4 separate regions of the Homo sapiens genome follow, and regions 1, 2 and 4 are each linked to region 3. Evidence: chromatin loops called from intact Hi-C (ENCODE). Cell type or tissue: GM12878. All regions are shown on one strand.

The links. A loop is a pair of places that touch in the nucleus more often than their neighbours do. Peaks named below come from ENCODE experiments on the same cell type or tissue, not always from the same donor. Only the 100,000 strongest peaks of a DNase experiment are listed, where the experiment ranks them.
Region 1: a loop joins it to region 3, with 7 times the contacts of the local background. A loop is called at or near these places in 20 of 110 quality-filtered maps.
Region 2: a loop joins it to region 3, with 2.7 times the contacts of the local background. A loop is called at or near these places in 4 of 110 quality-filtered maps.
Region 4: it touches region 3 in a loop (4-fold over the local background); 11 of 110 quality-filtered maps call a loop at or near these places.

The regions. Positions count from the first base shown.
Region 1 is chr7:50,139,362-50,144,361 of GRCh38, reverse strand. SPMIP7 (sperm microtubule inner protein 7) reads right to left here. Exons shown (of 9, transcript NM_001161834.3): 6 at 4,181-4,222; 7 at 2,974-3,081. Among named protein-coding and RNA genes, the nearest start is that of SPMIP7, 46 kb to the right of the region's middle. In GM12878, a CTCF peak has its summit at 1,879 (motif pointing left); a DNase peak (open chromatin) is centred at 1,801.
Region 2 is chr7:50,117,946-50,122,945 of GRCh38, reverse strand. The region is part of intron 2 of SPMIP7 (sperm microtubule inner protein 7); the gene reads right to left. Among named protein-coding and RNA genes, the nearest start is that of SPMIP7, 25 kb to the right of the region's middle. In GM12878, a CTCF peak has its summit at 2,937 (motif pointing left); a DNase peak (open chromatin) is centred at 1,494.
Region 3 is chr7:50,367,366-50,372,365 of GRCh38, reverse strand. All of the region lies in intron 3 of IKZF1 (IKAROS family zinc finger 1), which reads right to left. Among named protein-coding and RNA genes, the nearest start is that of IKZF1, 65 kb to the right of the region's middle. In GM12878, a CTCF peak has its summit at 2,740 (motif pointing right); a DNase peak (open chromatin) is centred at 2,855; H3K27ac peaks cover 1,573 bases.
Region 4 is chr7:50,415,122-50,420,121 of GRCh38, reverse strand. No RefSeq gene overlaps it. Among named protein-coding and RNA genes, the nearest start is that of FIGNL1, 33 kb to the left of the region's middle. RefSeq lists an enhancer at 3,444-3,523. In GM12878, a CTCF peak has its summit at 1,894 (motif pointing right); DNase peaks (open chromatin) are centred at 1,901 and 3,381; H3K4me3 peaks cover 228 bases; H3K27ac peaks cover 621 bases.

The DNA of each region.
Region 1 (5,000 bases), 230 kb after region 3:
TATATGTTGCACACATTCATAAATGCATGAGGGGAAGAGTCTAAAAAGAAATCAAACTTTTAATATTGGGATTGAAAATGAAAGAGATATTTTACTTTCTACACTTCAAAAATATCTGAATTATTTTCATAATGAACACTTTTGGAAAAAAGTTATTTGTGGAGCTTCAATGTTACTATTAAAGGTGAGCATAAATACTGAGCATAACCATTGGCTCACCAAACCTCTGTAAATTCACATAACACTTCAAGAAAATGATAGCCATAAGTTTAAGAACTTTTTAAGAATGTTTACATATTCTGACCCCAGAATCCTTTTGAAGGAATGTCACTTAAGTAAATAATTTCAAATCAAGAAAGAGTCATATAAAGAATATGGAAACAATTTACATATGTAACCTAAGTGAATGAGGCAGTTACAGTACATCTACACAAATAGAAGCTATGATAAGCTCATAAAAACATGTACCCATAATTATGTGGTAATGTTATAGTGGTAAAAATGTTCTGTGTAGTGTGATCATAGCTATGTAAATATACAAAAGCAAGATTAGAAGTGTGTATGACAGATGGAAATATGCCAAAATGTTAATAATGGTTATGAATAAGAGTTTGGTTATATTGTCATTGTTATTAATATTTCTATACTTTTTCTTTAATGATCAGATTCAGTTCTACAATAAAAATAAAAACTACTATTTTTAAGCTATTAGCACAATCACTACCAATATAAAAAACACAGAGCATGTCAGATGACTTAGTAACCATAAAACAAAATCAACTAATGAAGGAAATTTTTAAAACTTTTGCCCTGTAGAAAAATTGGTGATTCCAATGCTGAAGCCACTTGAACTAGAGAGTAAATGGCCTTGACCCTTGCCTGAAATACGGTTTTTGGGCCGGGTGTGGTGGCTGACACCTTAATCCCAGCACTTTGGGAGGCCGAGGCAGGCGGATCACTTGAGGTCAGGAGTTTCAGACCAGCCTGGCCAACATGGCGAAACCCCCATCTCTACTAAAAATACAAAAAATTAGCCAGGCATGGTGGTGTGCACCTGTAATTCCTGCTACTCAGGAGGCTGATGCAGGAGAATCACTTGAACCCGGGAGGCAGAGGTTGCAGTGAGCCGAGATCACGCCACTGCACTTCAGCCTGGGTGACAGAGTGAGACTCTTGTCTCAAAAAAAAAAAAAAAAAAAAAATGGCTTTCACTGAAAAGGCAGGGGTATAGCAGTGTTTCCCAGCCATGATTAAGTGCCACCAATCATTAAAAAGGACCCTAAAGATACTATCATAAAGCCATTTCTCTTCAAGAAACTTTAAGATGAAAAAAATTCAAGAAGAGACATATTTGCTTTCAATAGGATGGCTCTCTGTACCTTACTTGGCACAAAGTAGGCGCATGTGCTCCTATGCAAATGACATCATATTGTTTATATTCTCCTGTACTTTGCTTTGTAGCTCAAGCAGTATTGTGGAAACTACATAATAATTTGTTTAGAGATTCATATGTATGTATCAAAACTAGAAAGAAAAGTAAGCAAAAGAAAGGCATAAAGTCTAATGAGTATAGCTTCTGAGCTGGGGAAGCAGAAGGCATGGGCAATGAGATTGGGGCCACACACATGGCTGAAAAGATTTGAGTAAGATTCTGTATGTTACTAGGTGGGGGATACACAGGAGTTTACTTACGTTATTTGATATGTTATATGTGACACTATATCTTTCTGTGTCTATAAATATTTTATAAATAAAAATGAAAAACATTTCTTTGTGTTAACAGGTTAAGATTCCGTTAAAAATTGAAAGCGAATCAAAAGAAGAAACTTTGCAACCTTGGAGGCCCTCTAGTGCCCAAATCAGGTAAGTACAGTTAATATCTTCAATTCTTTTATATGATTCGCTCAAAATATCATTTGCTTAAAAACAGAAATTAACAGCAAGATGAGGCAGGAATGCTATATGCCCAAATTTATTGAAGTTAAGTGGTTCATTTTTACACCAAATCTTTAAAATGTTGCCATACTGCTCTTCACTCTCTTTGAAGAAATGACCCCAAATAATATGTTTTGATTCTTTAGAAAGAATATTTCATACAACATTTCAAAATTTAGATATACGTATCAAAGAAGAAACAATCCTAAATTGTTGTGCCTGAATATTTTAAATTAGCTTTCTTCCTATATCCTTCCTTTAGATTTTTAGAATTATTATGTGTAGTAGCAATGATTTCCTTGCAGAATGTATGGAAGAATCCAGCCCACTGACTCCTTCCTCAGGACGAAGCACAGCACGACAGCCTTCAAGTTCCTATGTGTAAAAGTGATTCCTCTCGGCTGGGCGCGGTGGTTCACTCCTGTAATCCCAGCACTTTGGGAAGCCGAGGCGGGCGGATCACAGGGTCAGGAGATCGAGACCATCCTGGCTAACACAGTGAAACCCCCTCTCTACTAAAAATAGAAAAAATTAGCAGGGCGTGATGGCAGGCGCCTGTAGTCCCAGCTACTGGGAGGATGAGGCAGGAGAATGGCGTGAATCCAGGAGGCGGTGTCTGCAGTGAGCCGAGATTGCACCACCGCACTCCAGCCTGGGCGACTGAGCGAGACTCCGTCTCAAAAAAAAAAAAAAAAAAAAGTGATTCCTCTCTGTTAGTGATCTGCCGCGTCTCAGATACTTTACAAACATTATTGATCCCCCCACGATCACCTTGCTTGGTGGCATTTTTTTTCTCACAAGTTTCAGATGAAGAAACTGAAGTCACAGAGATAAAGTGACTTGCTCAAGGGCCCCAAGTGAGTCAATCCCCAAAATCTCCTTTGTGACAAACCACATTTCTTTTAGGAAGCAGGTATCTTTCTTCTTCAGCAATGTTCAATAAAAGCCACGTTTAAATTCCTTCATTTATGGTAAAGTCCATCATCATGTTTCATCCTTAGTAATAAAACAAGTGAAATAATCATGAATGGAACTCACCGACTTGTGTTTGTATAAAGAGGCTTAGAGTACCGCTGCTTGGCTAGCGATGCGATGTCTCCCAAGGGGTTGTCAACATCATCAGCATTTGTAGACTGCACATGACCACTGTTAGAATGGAAAGGAAAGAAGGCATATATTTCTGTATAAGAAACATAGAAGAAACCATTGAACAGTATTCTAACTTCCAAAGGAAATTTATTTGCCAAAGTAGATCAAAGGCTCAAAATGCAAAATGTAAAGCATAATGATAGAACAATTTTCCTTAAAAAATATAAAGATAATTTTCTCTTCTTCAGAATGAGCGGTGGCATGCTCCTTGATCTTAAGTTTGAGCCAGAGTGACAGTAAGGGCTGTTTTGTGTTTCTGAACAAAGAAGCGGGCTGTTCCTGCAGCCCCAGCACAACTCCTTTGGAGACCGGCTGGAGGCTGGGCAAGGAAGAGGCTGGTGTGTGCCAGAGATTATAAGGCTCCTGGTGAATGGAAACCCTCACAGGTGCAGAGGAGCTTGGGCAACAAGCCACGTGCCCCTGGGCCTGAGAGAAAGTTGAGAGGCTGAGTTAATGCCAATCAGAGAGTTTCAAGGACTTCTGGGGCCACTGGTAGAAACACTAGTCAACTGCAGAACTGAAGAGGCCGAGTAATGAGAGGGGTGGGCCAGGACTAAAGGTCCAGATCCCTCCTCCATATTCTTGGATCTACTTTGTTTTGTTTCAAGGTTCTTCTTCCATCTAAAAACCAGGAGAAGACCCCAACTGGCAGATAATGTACTTTTTTTTGCCATCCATGGAAAGCCGGCATTAAATGTAGAAATTAAGAGGTGATATTTCCATGCTGTTAATGAGCATCTCATCCCTTCTGCAATTATAACAGTTTTTGTGATTCATAACACTCAATAGTGGTAGCATCCAAGGTATTTTATTTCAAAAGGTAATGTATTTGGAAAAACAGAAAAATACCACTCTTTCTCTCTTTCTTTCCTTCCTTCCTTCTTTGTTTCTTTCTTTTCTTTCTTTCTTTCATCAAAATCAAACCTTAGATGGGACTTCTGACATTAAACAGGCACTGTGTGCCACACAAACATTAGAAATGTGTTACAATATATAAGTTGTCTTAAAAAGTGAATACAACATGCGTGAGCTGAAAGCAACTACAACCAAAATATAAATCTAAAATTTTTTTACAAGACTGAGAAACATTACTTACGTATAGAGAGGAATATATTTACTTCTAGAACTTGAACTCACACTTCAAAAAAGAGAAGAGAGGCAACTGGGTTATTTATATTAAGTTAATAAACATCAAATTATTACAGTATTTCTCTAATTAAGACAAAAGCCTTCACAGATATCTCATAGGAATTGTCCTTTAAAGGTTTGTGATTTTAAACAGAGACTATTTAAGGATGTAGTTTGCTTTCTCCAGAATGTCAAATAAATGGAATCATATAATAAATTTTTGGGTCTGGCTGCTTTCAAAATGTATTTCAGATTCATTTATATTGTTGTGTGTTGTGTTTGTTCTTTTTCATTGCTGAGTAGTATTCCATTGTATGGGCATACTCTAGTATCTTTATCTATTTACCTGCTGAAGGGCATCTTGGTTGTTTCTGGGTTTTGGAGATCATGAATAAAGCTGTTATAAACGTTCACATATAGGTCTTTGTGTGAGCTCTTGGAAGGAACATTTACGTACAGGAGGCTTCCACTGTGAATAGTATGCTGAAGAATTCTGAGATGTGGCAGTGCTGACTAACCCACATAGCTTTTCATTTGCCAGCTGACTTATAATCAACAAATTAAGTGGATCTATGTAAACTGGAATAAAAAAATTATCATCTCCCTGAGCTATTTGCCATTTTACCACATGATATGTAAATTAAAAATACCAATATACCAATAAAGTTTTAGAACTAACATTCACATGTTAAGAATTAGTAGAAAAAAATTACATTTTAAAAAATGTATTCAAATGGAATTATCATCAACTTCAGCTTGCTATATGAACAAGAATCTTTTTTTTTCTT
Region 2 (5,000 bases), 250 kb after region 3:
TATTTCTCCACATCCTCTCCAGCACCTGTTGTTTCCTGACTTTTTAATGATTGCCATTCTAACTAGTGTGAAATGGTATCTCATTGTGGTTTTGATTTGCATTTGTCTGATGGCCAGTGATGATGAGCATTTTTTCATGTGTTTTTTGGCTGCATAAATGTCTTCTTTTGAGAAGTGTCTGTTCATGTCCTTTGCCCACTTTTTGATGGGGCTGTTTGTTTTTTTCTTGTAAATTTGTTTGAGTTCATTGTAGATTCTGGATATTAGCCCTTTGTCAGATGAGTAGGTTGCAAAAATTTTCTCCCATTTTGTAGGTTGCCTGTTCACTCTGATGGTAGTTTCTTTTGCTGTGCAGAAGCTCTTTAGTTTAATTAGATCCCATTTGTCAATTTTGGCTTTTGTTGCCATTGCTTTTAGTGTTTTAGACATGAAGTCCTTGCCCATGCCTATGTCCTGAATGGTAATGCCTAGGTTTTCTTCTAGGGTTTTTATGGTTTTAGGTCTAACGTTTAAGTCTTTAATCCATCTTGAATTGATTTTTGTATAAGGTGTAAGGAAGGGATCCAGTTTCAGCTTTCTACATATGGCTAGCCAGTTTTCCCAGCACCATTTATTAAATAGGGAATCCTTTCCCCATTGCTTGTTTTTCTCAGGTTTGTCAAAGATCAGATAGTTGTAGATATGCGGCGTTATTTCTGAGGGCTCTTATATTAGTTTATCACATGCTTTCATCTCTTACTCTACAGTTGTCATACATACATTCAGAGGACAATGTTATACTTTTATTTAAAACAATCATATGAACCTTAAAAGGAAAAAAGTAATATTTTATTAGGCAGGATTTCTTTTAATGTACACTTGTTGGCAATAAATTTCCCTCATTTCCTTTACTTGAATTTTTTAAATCATTTTAATATATTCATATTTAACCTCCAAATATATCCATGTTCAAATCCCTGGAACCTGTGAATGTTACTATTAAAAAGAAAAGCCAGGTGTGGTGGCTCATGCCTGTAATCCCAGCACTTTGGGAGGTCGAGGCCGGAGGATCATCTGAGGTCAGGAGTTCAAGGCCAGCCTGGTCAACATGGTGAAACTCCATCTCTACAAGAAAAAAAACAAAAATTAGCTGGGCATGATGGCAAGTGCCTGTAATCCTAGCTACTCAGGAGGCTGAGGCAGGAGAATTGCTTGAACCTGGGAGGCGGAGGTTGCAGTGAGCTGAGATCATGCCATTGCACTCCAGCCTGGGTGACACAGTGAGACGCCATCTCAAAAAAAGAAAAGAAAAAAAAAAGAACCTTTAATTAAATTGAACAGTGTTTAACTGGGCAGAAAAAAAAGATTCGTGAAAAAGGTAGCACTCAACACAAAAGCAGTTCAGAGAGTTCCACTACAAAATGTGGGCAGGGAATATTTATAGCCAGAAAACAGAAGTGACATACAAAAATAGTCTACATGGTTACAGTTCTGTGTTTGCCTTAGTTTAACATCTTTTGCTGGTTTGCAGCCTGTGATTGGCTGAAAGCTTGGCTGCTATGATTGGCTGCAACACAGCTGCATGTTCTAAGAATTTACTCACAAGTTGTTAGGTTGCAGTTGGTTCACCTATAATTTAGATTACAGTTTATTACATACGTAGGTTAGTTTCAGGCCAAATGTAATTTAATTTAACAATTATTCTCTTTTGCTCAGCCACTCAATTTTAAGAGATTGACCAAAACCTTGGCACTGATACTCCTTTCTGTCACCTTCATAATGGACTTGTTTGATCTCTATATAAATTCACAATTCATTATATGAAATTAGTTGGATGATTATGCTTTCCTCGTGTTTTTTTACTCTAACTGTAATGAGATCTTTTGATGTACAAAGGATGGCTACGTATGAGCATTTATAATTCTTAAGGGATATAACACAGGAGGGAGGCCACTATAATGGCTATTGGGAGGATAATATAAAGAAAGTGAAGTACACTATGCAACAGGAATCTCTGCGAACCAAACTCATCAGAACAAACAATTCAAAATTCAGGCAATAAAGACAATTCATCAGTATTTAAGTCTTAGTGGTCATAGTCTGTGTTTGGGGTGGAGTGGCAATTAAGAACCATAGTGTGCTGTAAAATGGTCTGATTTAAAGAGATATCTATTTTTGTAGTTAGCCTGGTAATATCAATCATAGTAATCTGTACATGATTAAATGAAACACAGAGATGAGAAAAATCTTAGACTAGCCAGCCTTGCCATCCACCATTTAGGACGCCTGCAAACCAGCTGTTAGCTACTCCCATAATCACGTCATGTGTTTCTTTCCCCTGAGAAATGTCCCTGGTGCATTCGGTGGCAGTGTTTACAGGAATTGCAGTGTTGGCTACCTTTTAAATTAAGCTTTCTGTAGTAGTAAAACCAGCGTGAAGGTAAGTGCAGCATTCAGTTCTGTTTAGCACCATGGGCAAGACCCCAACATAAGCCAAGAAGAGATCTAACACCGTACAGTGTTCCATTAAGTGTTTTTGCTGAACATGACCTTTTTTTATCCCCCTTCAGGAGAGTGGCTTCTTCCCATTTAAACCCTGGAAAATATAATTGGCTACAAATTTCAAGATTTTTTCCCAATTTATGGATTACCTTCAAGTTCCATACAACTGGCACCATCTACCAACAAGAGTGAGCATCCAGGAACCTCGTTAGAAACTTTTCTCAGTGGAAATTAACTTATCTTCATTCCACTTTAAGGTTAGTATGAATTTTGGTTATTGATCACTTTGGCCTTTGATTATGGAAGGTATTATGGAAACTTTCAGAGAAAGCTATTTGGAAGACAGGAGTGAGCCAGGCCCATTAGCAAGATATGAACCAGCAAGCAGAACACAGTAAACAAATTCTCCTCAGACCCAATGTGTCTGCAGGCCCCCAGGAGCTGGAAAAGAGGGCCACCTGGTGGCATGTGAGCAGAGGCCAGTTACACTTTTTCACCCATAGGCCTACATAGCGCGTGAGCCAGGTTCAGCGAGTAATTTATTTTCTGTGTGTGGTCCCTTTATAGCATGCTGGAAGGATGCATAACAGTATTCAGTGGAACGAGACCTTACTGGATTTAGTCCAGCGACATCATACAAGCAATTACTTGTACCCTCATAAGTGATCCCCAAATCTTGAGTATTCAATGCTCGGAAGCACAACATACCTTTTGTAGGCATCACTTTGATAGGTTTTTTATATTTAGTAGCCATTCTGTTATTAACTGGAAAGGTCAGAGTATTGTTTTCAATAAGCATAGGAAAGCAAGTAGCAGTCATGTCTAGAATATCAATTTCTACTCCTCCTTTGAGGTTTTAGCATGACTGTCACTGGTAACACAGACAGGCAGTGGCATTAGTGGAATCGTTTCCTGATTTGGGGGCATTAGCTACAAATTTAACAATTGTTTTGGTTTCTTACTGGAGCATAAGCCTTTGCTAAAGCCATCCACAAATTACAGTCCATGGCTTTTCCTGTAAAGAAAGGGAACGATTAGGATGGCAGAAATAGGAAAAAGAGGAAAAAGGATAAGGTTTTCAGTTTTCATGATGTCAGAAAAGTCTTGATCTATGGCGTTAGGATAGCTGTTAATGTCTAGGATGGCATCTGCTTCTGGGGAAAAGTTTTCCTGGTCAGGTTTACCTTCAATTCTCAAACAGGTATACATTTCCAGGAGCTTGGAGGGGCCCTTTTGAGCTTTAACATGTGAACCCAAGGTTTAAGCCTTTGATATTTTACTGCAGCGTGGGTGGCAAGTAGAACTTGGTATGGTCTCTTCCAATAGGGAGAGGACCATGGGTTCAATGAGGTCTCTGATGTCATTTTCAGAAGATCCAATCTCCAGGTTCTGGGTTTTGAAAGGTCTGGTTGTTCTCAGTCTGTGGGTCATGGAAGATCTCCTTCACCTGGTGAAAATACACTATGACATAATGCATTAAAGCCTGCAGTATTTAGTCATATCAGAGTTTAGGATAATGGAAGATACACGAGGTTCTATTATTAAGGGCATATGCCTTCCAGGAACTATTCCATAAGGAGTCAATCGATGTTTTCCACTGGGGGTGGATTTGATTACCATTAAAGCCGAGGTAATATTACCTCAGTAATGATTACCATTAAAGCCAGCGCAATCAAATTGATTCAGTTAACTTTGCCAATTTCAGCTGTAAAATGCCATTTGTCTTTTGACCTTTCCAGAAGACTAAGGGTAATAGGGACAATGGTGATGCCATTGGGTGCATAAGCTTATTCGACTGTTTCTAAATTGTCCAGTGAAATAGGTTCCTCTGTTGCTGGAGATTTCTCCAGGGATGCTCCATAAAGGAAATACTTTTTAAATAACTTCTTAGCTACCATCATAAGATCAGCTTTCTCAGATGGGAAAGCTTCTATCCAGCCAGATAACATGTAAATATACAGATATCCCACTGAAAATGACAATTGAATAAAGTCCGGTAGTGAAAATACACCACCTGAAGTTTTTATTGTTTTCACAGGATTATGAGTTTGACAAACCAAACATTGGTTATGAACCATTTTATCAATTTGATAACAGTTACCCCACCAGTATTTGTTCATAATTTGGATCATGCTGTCTGTTACATGATGAGTTGTAGAGTGAAGAGCTTTGTGGAGTGCAAAACTTTTAACAGTGGAAGCTTCAAGGACTCAGGAAGTACCAGAAGGAAGTATTAGGCACCCATCTGAGAGCTCTTTGAGTTCAGGTTTAACACTGAATTTACAGGCATTCGGATACCAATTTTGTTTTTCCAAATCAGGCACATTTCACAGTTTGTTAAATAGGTCAACATAGGGGAGTTGACTTGGATCAATCTTACAGAGTTTATTCAAATTGTGTATCCTAACAGTTTCAGCACTAGTTGATTTAGCATAGAAATCTGCCAGGGAATTCCTTTGATACTCAGGTTTAGTTTTACAGCTATGATCTTCAATCTTAATAATGGCAGTTCGTGATGA
Region 3 (5,000 bases):
GGCAGGATTTGGTGGGAAGGGAACAGAGTGGGCAACACCGTCACCACGGGGCGCGTAAGATTCAAGCAGTGCGTGGATTTCCCGTAAATGGGGTTAAGCTCCTCTTTTCTTTGCGGAAAAATGCAAAGTGGGTGCTGGTTACATAGACAAGATCAGGAGACTTCTGTCCACCCAAGGAGGCTGTCCATGAAAACGGGGGTCTCTTATCCAGCTAGGAGGAGAATACAAGCAACTTGCTTACTGTTTTCATAGATGACAGAAATCAGGGCTTGAAACTATCTTCATAAGTTGCAACTACAGATTGTATCTCAAAATCTGAAATCTATTAGTCATAAATGTAAGGACCTGTGAAATTAAAATATAGATTTTAAAAACACAAGCCCAGGATGAGAGTGTCTTGGCTTCCCATGTAAGTGTGAAAAAGGTTTCTGGGGTTTTCCCTGAAGGTATGCTCAATCAGAGATGTGGACAGAAAAAAGAAAAACAGAAGGGGTGACAGCGTCCTGTAGTCACTGAAATCTGGAATCTTCTGTACCAGCCAGGCTGTACGCACGCCTCCTTTCAAAAGGGCAGCATAGGCTGGTGCAGGTTTGGAAGAGTCAGTCACTGGGGACTGAAACTAATTCCTGCGAGCAAGGTTGGTGGCACAGGATGCACACTTCCTCAGCTTGGCCCCTGAGGGTGGAGAAGGTGCCGAGGAGAGGCAAGTGGGAGATGAGGGCAAGAAGTGGTTCTTCTGAGAGAGGGGTTTCCAGTGATGGAAGGTGTCCACACACAGGGCAGAGAAGCAAGCCCTGGAGGCTGATGGGAACCCTGATGGCAGGTTCCTGCCACCTGTAGTTGTGTGACAGCCTCCACCAATATGCCTCCCATTCAAGGAGTGAGGAGTTCAGGGCCTTTGTCCCACAGACCTTTTCCTTTACCTAGAAGAAAAGAACAAGTGGGTGTTGGCCTGTTGATGGCAGTGAACACATGCAGTTGTGACGGAGGCTCTGCGAGAATGTGAGTTTTGTTGGCCCTTCATTTTGAAATCCATCCTCCTGAAGAAGGCAATGACACCAGCTGATACTTCCACTAATGAAGGAGGAGGTTGGGAAGGAATGACTGGCACTTACTGAAGCTGAGCACCTCCTGGCAGCTCCATAATACCCCGGAACCCATCCCAAGGGATATGCAAGGCTCCTGCTGAATTCTGTTGAAAATGCCATATGAGAAATCCCTTCAGTTTCTTAACAACTGCCACTCCTTAAATGGTGCTGATCATACCTGCCCTAGAATCAATTCCATGAACCCGCCTGCCCGATTTGCAGGCATTGTGCTTGGTTCAACCCCATGGATGCTGTCTCTATGGAACATTTGCCAGGGCCCGAGTTGCCTGGCCGTGCCCTTCTGTGAGTTCCTAAATCGCTCACTCCTTCCTCTGTTACTCGGAGCTGGAACTGCTTAGCTGTGGTATTGCTTCAGTGAAATGGTACATCTCCCTGAAGATAGGAAAGATAGTTATAAATATTTTGTAACCCCCCACCCCATTACTTAGAAAAATGTCAAACTCAGTAAGGTGCTGAATTGAACTGATTAAATATAGAACATGAAATGGAGACTGGTCCTCTCTTTCTCCGGAACACTCTGGCTCATGCCCACCGTGGGCTCTTTCATTGACTGAGAGATAATGGACAAGAGCCCAATTTTATTACTCAATAAATGTGACAATAAATATGAAGAGTGGATGTTTTCAAACTCCTAGTCAAAAGCTGCTTTCCTTCCCAGATGCTATTTAAAGTTGGGAAAAATTAAAATCTCATTGACCTATCTTGGAGGGCTTCTATGTTATTGGCACCCAACAGTACTAAGAGAGACCCCACACCCCTGTATGGAAGGTGGACTTTGGTAGATAGACAAGTTTGGATTGAAGAATCTGGAGAATCCAAGGAACTCAGATGCCAAGAGGAGCCAAGAGGCCTGAATCTGTGCCAGGCACTGTATGTGCTCATGGATAATTAAACATTTTTTAATGCATAGGTATAATGTACACTGTTAGTCCCCACCTGACCAATGAATTAAGCTTCCTCTTCATTTCCCTTTCCTTTTTAGAATGTGTCTTCATATTTACTGAAAAAGTAAATGTTTGGTACTCAGAACGCATTTTTCCATTGAAAAGATAGTCCGAAGTAGTCACTCTAGTGTGAGTTTAGGCCATGTAAGCTTGAAATGCTCAATATTTTACTTGAAAAATGGTACAGAAATATTCTTGCAACACTGGTGACTAGCAAGTAAAAATCAAATGAAATGGAAATATTTAAGATATATCTTGAATCACGGTAATTAAATGAAAATTTGAGGTGAAGAGAAGATATATATATAGATATTTTTGTGTTGCCTCTAAAAGAGATTTATAAAACTTTTAAGCGTTTTAAAGTTCATGGAACCATTTATTATAACTTAATATCATTTAAAATGTAGAAGGTTGTTTTCGTCCCACTAGGGTATATTATTAGAAAATACTTTTTTCGTTATTTGCAATTTAAGGCCTTTAAATGGAATGAAGTCAGGGAGAGAAAAGAAAGGCAGAAGAGTAAACAGATAAAGAGAATAAAAAAAAGAGCAATAGGCATTTTCTTTCCTCCAGCAACTACGGACACAAACTGGAATAAGGACAGTAGAGGGGGTGAAAGGGGTTGTTTTTAATTTTCAAGAAGAAAAGAGGTGTTGAGGGCAAAGGGGGCAATTCTTCATCATGACCACAAGGTGGTGATATTGGCCCAGAACAGTTTGGTTGCTGTTTTGCGGGGGAAGGCATCAAGACCAAGTAGCCGCTTGTGTGAGAAGATAGTCACAATTCCAACACTGGGGAGAGTGGGAGAGAAAGAGAGACACCAATACCTTATGGACACATTTGCATAAATATAGACAGAAAGCATATCCAAGTGTATATCATCTCTTTTATAAAAACTGTAACTATCATAACATTAACACATCTTCACATGCAGCGATTCTTACAGACTGAAGGCTTCACTGAAGGGTCTGCTTCAACATATGCTCTGGCTGACACCTTCCTCAGACTTCACAGAAACATGTTTTAGGATGCATTAGCTTACTCTCAAGTGCATTTGACTTCTCAAAATACTTCAACAATATGATTCTTCAAATCAATATCATTTCTCTGTCCAATACCATAATGTTTTATATGTTCATATAAGCTCACGTGTAAACAAATACACATATATAAGCATTTACAAGTACATACATATACATCTCAAAAAGTAGGTATCAAGCTATTGCTTTAAAGTGGAATCAAAGGAATATCAGTAAAAGAAAGATTTCTGTAACTTCTATAGGCTGGAAAAGTAGCCAATCTAGTTTGTGAGCAAAAAGATGTACTTTGATACTGTTAAATTCCTTAGACACCAGATAGTTTTTGATAACCAGGATGTCAGACACCTGTCTTTAACTGTTACTGGCACTGTTCAAATTAGAGCCTATAATTATAATTGTCACAGTGTTAACAAATGCGACCTGTTTTCTGATGTTGCTTTATAGTATTAGAGGATTTACTAATACAGGTCCTAAGGGGATTATCAACTTGTATGGCTTTAAATATTCAGCTCTCTATACATTTTCAAAAGCACTCTCTGTTCTTTAAAGTACTCATTTGAGGATGTTACCCAAATATATTTATCATTTATCAGCTCAATATCTAAAAAAGAAAAATGAAATTCACATCTGTTTTTGGTTTAACAGCTCAGATCAGAGAAGGTCCTGCGGGCACCAAGCAGGAACAGTACGTTGGCTCCAGCAGCGATGCACCACAGAATAACGGCCTGGAGGCCTGCAATTTTCTCTTCTCAGTTCTGAAATTAATACTCCAGAACCACAGATGAAGAGCATATCTCCTTCTCCTGTCCCACAAAATTGTAAAAATTATCTTGAAACCATGTTCAGTTCTTTGTTGGTGACAGAAAATATGGCCATTTTATCCTCACACTCAATAAAAAGGATTACAGGAGTAATCTCAAAGCTGTCCAGCAGCATCTGCGAAGTAACAATCCCATCAGTGCTACTGTGACTCCAACCCTTACTGTTACTCCACTGCCATGCTCCCAGGACACCGCACAACTGCCTAGACCTTCGTTTTGCACTTTATGGTATAAATACCCAAAAATGATATGGTAGGTGTCTAACGAATAGAACAGTGAATATTTAATGTATCTCGGGGGTTGATGAAGGAACATGCACGTACGATATTTACATGATAGGAGATGAAGGCATGCTTTTGTTTTCCAGAAGCAAGGCATATACTTACGAGAGAAAGATTTGGGAATTATTGCATGGAAATCCCTAAAGTCATCAGCCCCATATGTAACTGCAATAAAGAAGGCAAAAAGAAAGCTGGGTTGTGATACCAGGAGAGAGTATAGTCAGAGTTTAACAGAAAGCATTACTTTTTTTTAAAAAAGAACGTTTTATTACTCAAAACCACTGTTCAGCTACTCATCTGCTATTGCTGGCCCTTCTATAGGCAACAGAAAAGTAATTACTCATGAACAGGACCACAATCCCCTCAGGTGTCAACTCACAGCATTATATCCCATAAAGTGGTTTGGAGCAATTACTGATGGGTTCAACATCTTAGAGGGTGCAGCCCCAAACATTCTAGAACTGTGAGAAACCATTCAGCAGCTCCAGTCCAAACACTCGGCTCCTCGCAGAGCATCTCCTGGGACAGCACGTATCTCCACAAAAGTGCGTGTTTCTTAATGAGCTGATTGCATCGCAAATGTTCTTCATTCAGCTTTTTCTTAGGAAGTGTTCATAGAAAATTAGAAAATGCAGCACATTGGGTGGGGGAAAAATTCCTGTTTTCCCCAACCAACAAAAGAGCTACCCCTTTTGGTGATTAGTCCTTATCTGCTGCTTTCATAAATGCTATCACTGCCTCAAATCTTCAGGTTTCTATTCTCTTTCACAGGACAGTTTCCCAGCATGTTCCTTTCTCTTAAGAT
Region 4 (5,000 bases), 48 kb before region 3:
ATTCAAAAATAATCTCAAAGAATTTCTAAACTGAAGTGAGCCATAATTCAAACATTAACTAAATACAATTAAGAGTAAAAGGCTACCCCAGATGTGCTCTGACTGGCACAACATCTGTGAGTCCAGATTGGCTGCCTACCCTGGCTTCATGGCTGTGTACCCCAGCTTCTGAGGGTTCTCCTGAGATGTTCAGGCCTTGCAGAGTCAGCTCTGAAGGCCTCCTGGGGATCTGGCAACATTCTCCGTAAAGCTCTCAAGTCAAGTGCAGTTTCAAAATGATTTCATCCCAGTCAGATACCTAAATTTTTAAAGCAGCTTTGTTGAGGTATAATTGAGACACAATAAACTCTACCTGTTTAAATTTGATAAATTTTAACAAATATATACACAGATAAAACCATCACCACAATGAAAATAAAATCCACATGCATAACCCCCAAATTCCTTTGTGTCCTTTGGAAATTCTCTTCTCCCACCTATGGCTCTTCCCCCAACCCAGGCAACTACTGAACTGCTTTCTTGACCTAGACAATAGTTTTCATCTATTAGTATTTTATATAAAGAATCTTTTTTGTCTGGCTTCTTTAATGGAACATAATTATTTTGAAGTTCATTCATGTCATTTTATGCATCAGTATTCATTCCTTTTCACTGATGAGTAGTGTCCCATTGCATTGATGTGTCATGGTTTTTATCCATCCATGTTGATCGATATTTGGGTTGTCTCTGGTTTTTGGCTATCACGAATAAAACTGGTATCAACAGTGCTGAATGATTTGCTTGAATTTAGTTGCCTATTCAAAGATACAAGTGATTCATCACAAGAGAAGTAAAGGCTTCTGGTGGAAGATGCCTTGTTTCACGGAGAGAGAACAGGAAAAGAAAAGCGTGTGGAAGAGGGGTGCGGTCTAGAGACTGTGAGGAATGCCTGTCTTCCCCTCAGTTGTGTCCTCGCCACAGTGCTGCTCCTGGACCTCCCTGTCTGAAAGCTGAGCCCAACTCACTTCTAAGTGAGTCAATTTTGATAAGTAGATGACAAGATCTAAGTAGCACTGAGGGTGTGGGAGTGAATGGGAGGCTGAGGGGCCCAGGGAAGGGAGCTGCCTTTTTCCAAGACGTCCATGTGCTGGGCCTTATGTCATTCCTATGCCATCTCATTGCATATTCGCAGCCTCCTTTTAAAGCCGAGATTATTATCGTCTAACTTCATAGGCAAACATGAGGGCTTGCAGACAGTAAATAACATGCCCAAGCCCACCTGACTCACAATTTGCAGGTCTGGAATTTGAGCCCAGGTCTCTTGGCTTCCAGGGCTGTTTTCTTTCCTCCACCCTCTCCAGGACGGCCTCTCAAGCTGTGGCACGTGCAGGTGGCAGACAGCAGCGACAGCCACGGTTAAGAGGCCAGCGGGGGAGAAAAAGTGCATTCTGAGCTGGGTTCTTAGCACATGCAGGGTTCTTACACCCCTTGTTCAGGCCTGGGCGAAGCTCAACTGAGACAGGGAGGGTCCACATGCCAGAGTAGGACAGGAGCATCCATCCAGGCCAGAAGGGTTCTGGGCCACAGAGTGATGGTCTCTGTACAGCCCCTCTGGTGTGGGAGATATCCCTGCCCTGCATGTTAGCAGGGTTTATGCAAGAATTGATGTGAGTAGGTGCAATAGCTGATTTTAAGGATAATTTTGAAGTCAAGCCCTAAGCAAAGAATCAACCTGGGTGGCAGCCCCTGTGTCTACCCTTAACTTGGTAAGTGACCTGGGCAAGTTCCCTGCTGGCCCTGGGCTCAGCTTCTCCCTCTCCCCACGAGGAGCTGGGCTAGGCCTGCAGGGGCCAGTGGTGCAGCGCCTCCTCCCTGGAAATGGCATTGGTTAACTACATCCATTCTGGCCAGCCTTGCGTTCCTTCACCACTAGGTGGAGGGCATCTCTTAGGTTTCCCCACTGCTCCCTGAAGGCCTTGGAGGCGGTCTTAGCCATCCCTCCATGAAAACCACCTTAAATTTTGACAGCTTTTTAAGGAATTCCAACTTAGATGTTAGGAAATATTCAGTCAATTCATTTGCCCAAAAGCTCAAATTTTGAGTTTCTTCACTTTCTATTTTCCTATTTCAATATATTGTACTTTTTAAAAAAACTTTTATACTAAATAAATTGAACTTTAAAAATGTTCTGGCCTGTATTTATTACTTGGGAGATTTCCAGCAGAATTGCTTTACTGATGCTTGCCTCTATGTGAAAAGTGCTTTTGATCTCTTTTAAGTGAACTGTTCTCTCTTGCTTCAACCAGACACAATGAAATAGTGGAGATGTGGGAGAGAGGTAAGGACTCGTTCTTTCAGCTGACATGTTTTTGAGAATTCTGTTACCCCCAAGGGTATTCATAAGGCCTCAGCACAGAGCAAACTATTCTCACAATCATGCCTGATAATGAATTGATCACCTTGGGCATTTACCAAGTGCTCTCTTCACATCTCTTATCTCATCGAATCCTTCCTACTCCTCTTACAATGAGCATTTTTTAGTCTCTGCTTTTATAGAAGAAGCAGGCGAGGCTATTATTGGCCATATAGATTCCCCACCTGCACCACAACATACACAAACTATCCAAGCATAGTTTGGAATTAGGAAAGGGACTTGACCTTATTTAAGTGTCCGTGAGTATAGGAGTGGTCAGACTTTCTCAAATCCTGCATCTAGCAGTAGGGACCCAGAGAAGCCTGCCTCATTCAGGTGGCTGTGTTGGCTGGCATGGTTATGGGGGCCATGCAGGGACATCCCCAGCCTTCAGATGGAACCTTCCAGAGCTGTGTCTTGCCTGTGCCTAGAGTCCAGTGGAGGCCAGCACCCCTCCACTGAAAAAAGAATCTGAAGACTTCAGCCAGGCTGACTTGCCCTGGGGTTGCTTTTCAAGTGGAGGTACAAGGACAGAATCAGCTACAGAGAGAGGGAACCTGGAAAAGCAAATGACTTCCAGAAGCCCCGGAATCTGCACAGTGTGTGAATGTGTGGAAATAGCAGCTTTCACAAGGAACATTTCTCTAACTGCAAAGGAAATTAGGCAAGCAGTTTATTTAGGAGAAGCAGAAGCAAGAGGAAAGTGATTTGCCTTTTTTTCCTCTTTTTCTCCTGAGAGGAGGATGATCCTGCAACAATCTACCAGCAGGGCGTAGTGAGTCCTTCCCTATTTGCTGGAAATCCCACCCTCCTGCTATTGCACGTCTCGGTTTCTGTTTTGTAGGTTGCTACTGGCAGGAGGGGACTGGAAGTCACAGAAACCCAAAGGGCTCAGACTCATGAGAGACAGAGTGTGGAGCTAGGAGATCCCAAGCATGTCTCGGCATACAGGGAAGAGAGCCAGCATGTCAGCCCACACCTTGAAAGGGACCAGTGTGCCTGCTTGAGAAAAAGCACATGTCCTCAGGCAAGTGACATTTCCCTCTCAGGCAGAGTGAAGGGCCAGGTCGAAAAAGAAGAAGTGAAAGTTGCTGCATGCTTCGAATACTGAAGGCAGCCTTCAGGATTTAGTACCCCAGGGAAGACTTCTTTGGGGAAGCTGGGAATGAATGGTTTACTTGGAGAGGGAATTGAATCTTTTCTGGGCACCCCCCTCACCTTGTGCCAGGCACTGTGCTAGACCTTGGGGAGCTCCAGGGAGCAAGGCAGGTACTGGCATGTCATCAGCACTTCCCGACAGAGCCTTCTACAACAATGGAAACGTCTGCTTCCACATTTGTGCTGTCCAATATGGTGGGTACAGTCACATCTGCTGATAGAACACCTGGAATATGGCTAGTACAACTGAAGGGCTGAAGTTTCAATTCTATTTCATTATAATGTAAATTGAAATAGCCATGTGTGGCTAGTAGCTACTCTGTGGAAAAGCACTATTCCACGTAGACCCTTGATGTGGGGAAAGAAAGAAACACACTGTGCTGCAGGTTCTGGCGTCATGATGTTCCTTCCAGGTGTGAAATGGTTGCTCGGTTTCTCTGAGAAGACAATCAGGAAGTAGGATCGCTGGGTGCATCTGGGAGGTGTGCCTTTCCAATGACTACATTTACTCTCTCACACACTTAGTAGAGCCTGCAGGGGTTGTGTGTACCTCGTGTGTATCAGTGACCAAGTACTCCTTAGGATGACAGAGTGTTTTCTTTTTTGGTTGCTCAGCATCATCCTGCTCTTTATGAGTTACGGCTCACATTATCAGGAGCCTGAGCTGCTCCCAGGGCACTAGGGGCTGGTGAGAGGTGTGGTATCCAGCAGCTGGGGGACCTCAGTGAGGGGTTGGCCTGGCCCCATTCTTCTCTCTAAGGTGTGGGGATAACGACTCCTCTATTCCTTTTCTCTACGTGTCGGGCCCATAAAAATCCTCATTCCATGACTGTGCTGGTGTCCACTGTGGGGAATGCTCTGTTCATCTGTGCAGTGGGAAAGCTAGTTAGCTCCTGGGTCCGGAGCCCTTCTGAAGGAAGGCCTGGCAGTGAGAAAGGCTTTCCTTTTTGGTTGACATTGGAAATGCTGGAGATGGCTGGCTGCTTCAGTGCAGCAGCTTTCTGCCCTCTCAGATCCTAGGGAAGAAAAGAAGTTGCACATTCCTCATACCCTGGTCTGCAGCCGTTCTTCATATTAAAGAATATTTAAACGAACAGAAAAGCTGCCATCAGGGATATGAAGTGAGGGATTATGACTATTTCACAAACATTTACTCCACACCTACTGTGTGCTGTTAGGTTAAGCATTAAGCCTTCTGGGGCCTGCTAATGCTGCAAGGCTTTGTTGTTACTGGCAGATTTATAAATGTGCTTTTAAAGCATGGAGATTGTCAAGAACAGGAAAGATTTAATTTTATCCCAAGATTGGGCTAAGGATTTTGTGCAGTATAGAACAGGGTCTGTGGAGGAGATTCTTTTGACATCACTGAGACTTGCTTTACCCAGGAAGGTGACATCTTGTGCTGTGTAACTGTTTGATACCTGGCTAAGACTTTGAAAATAATCACTAC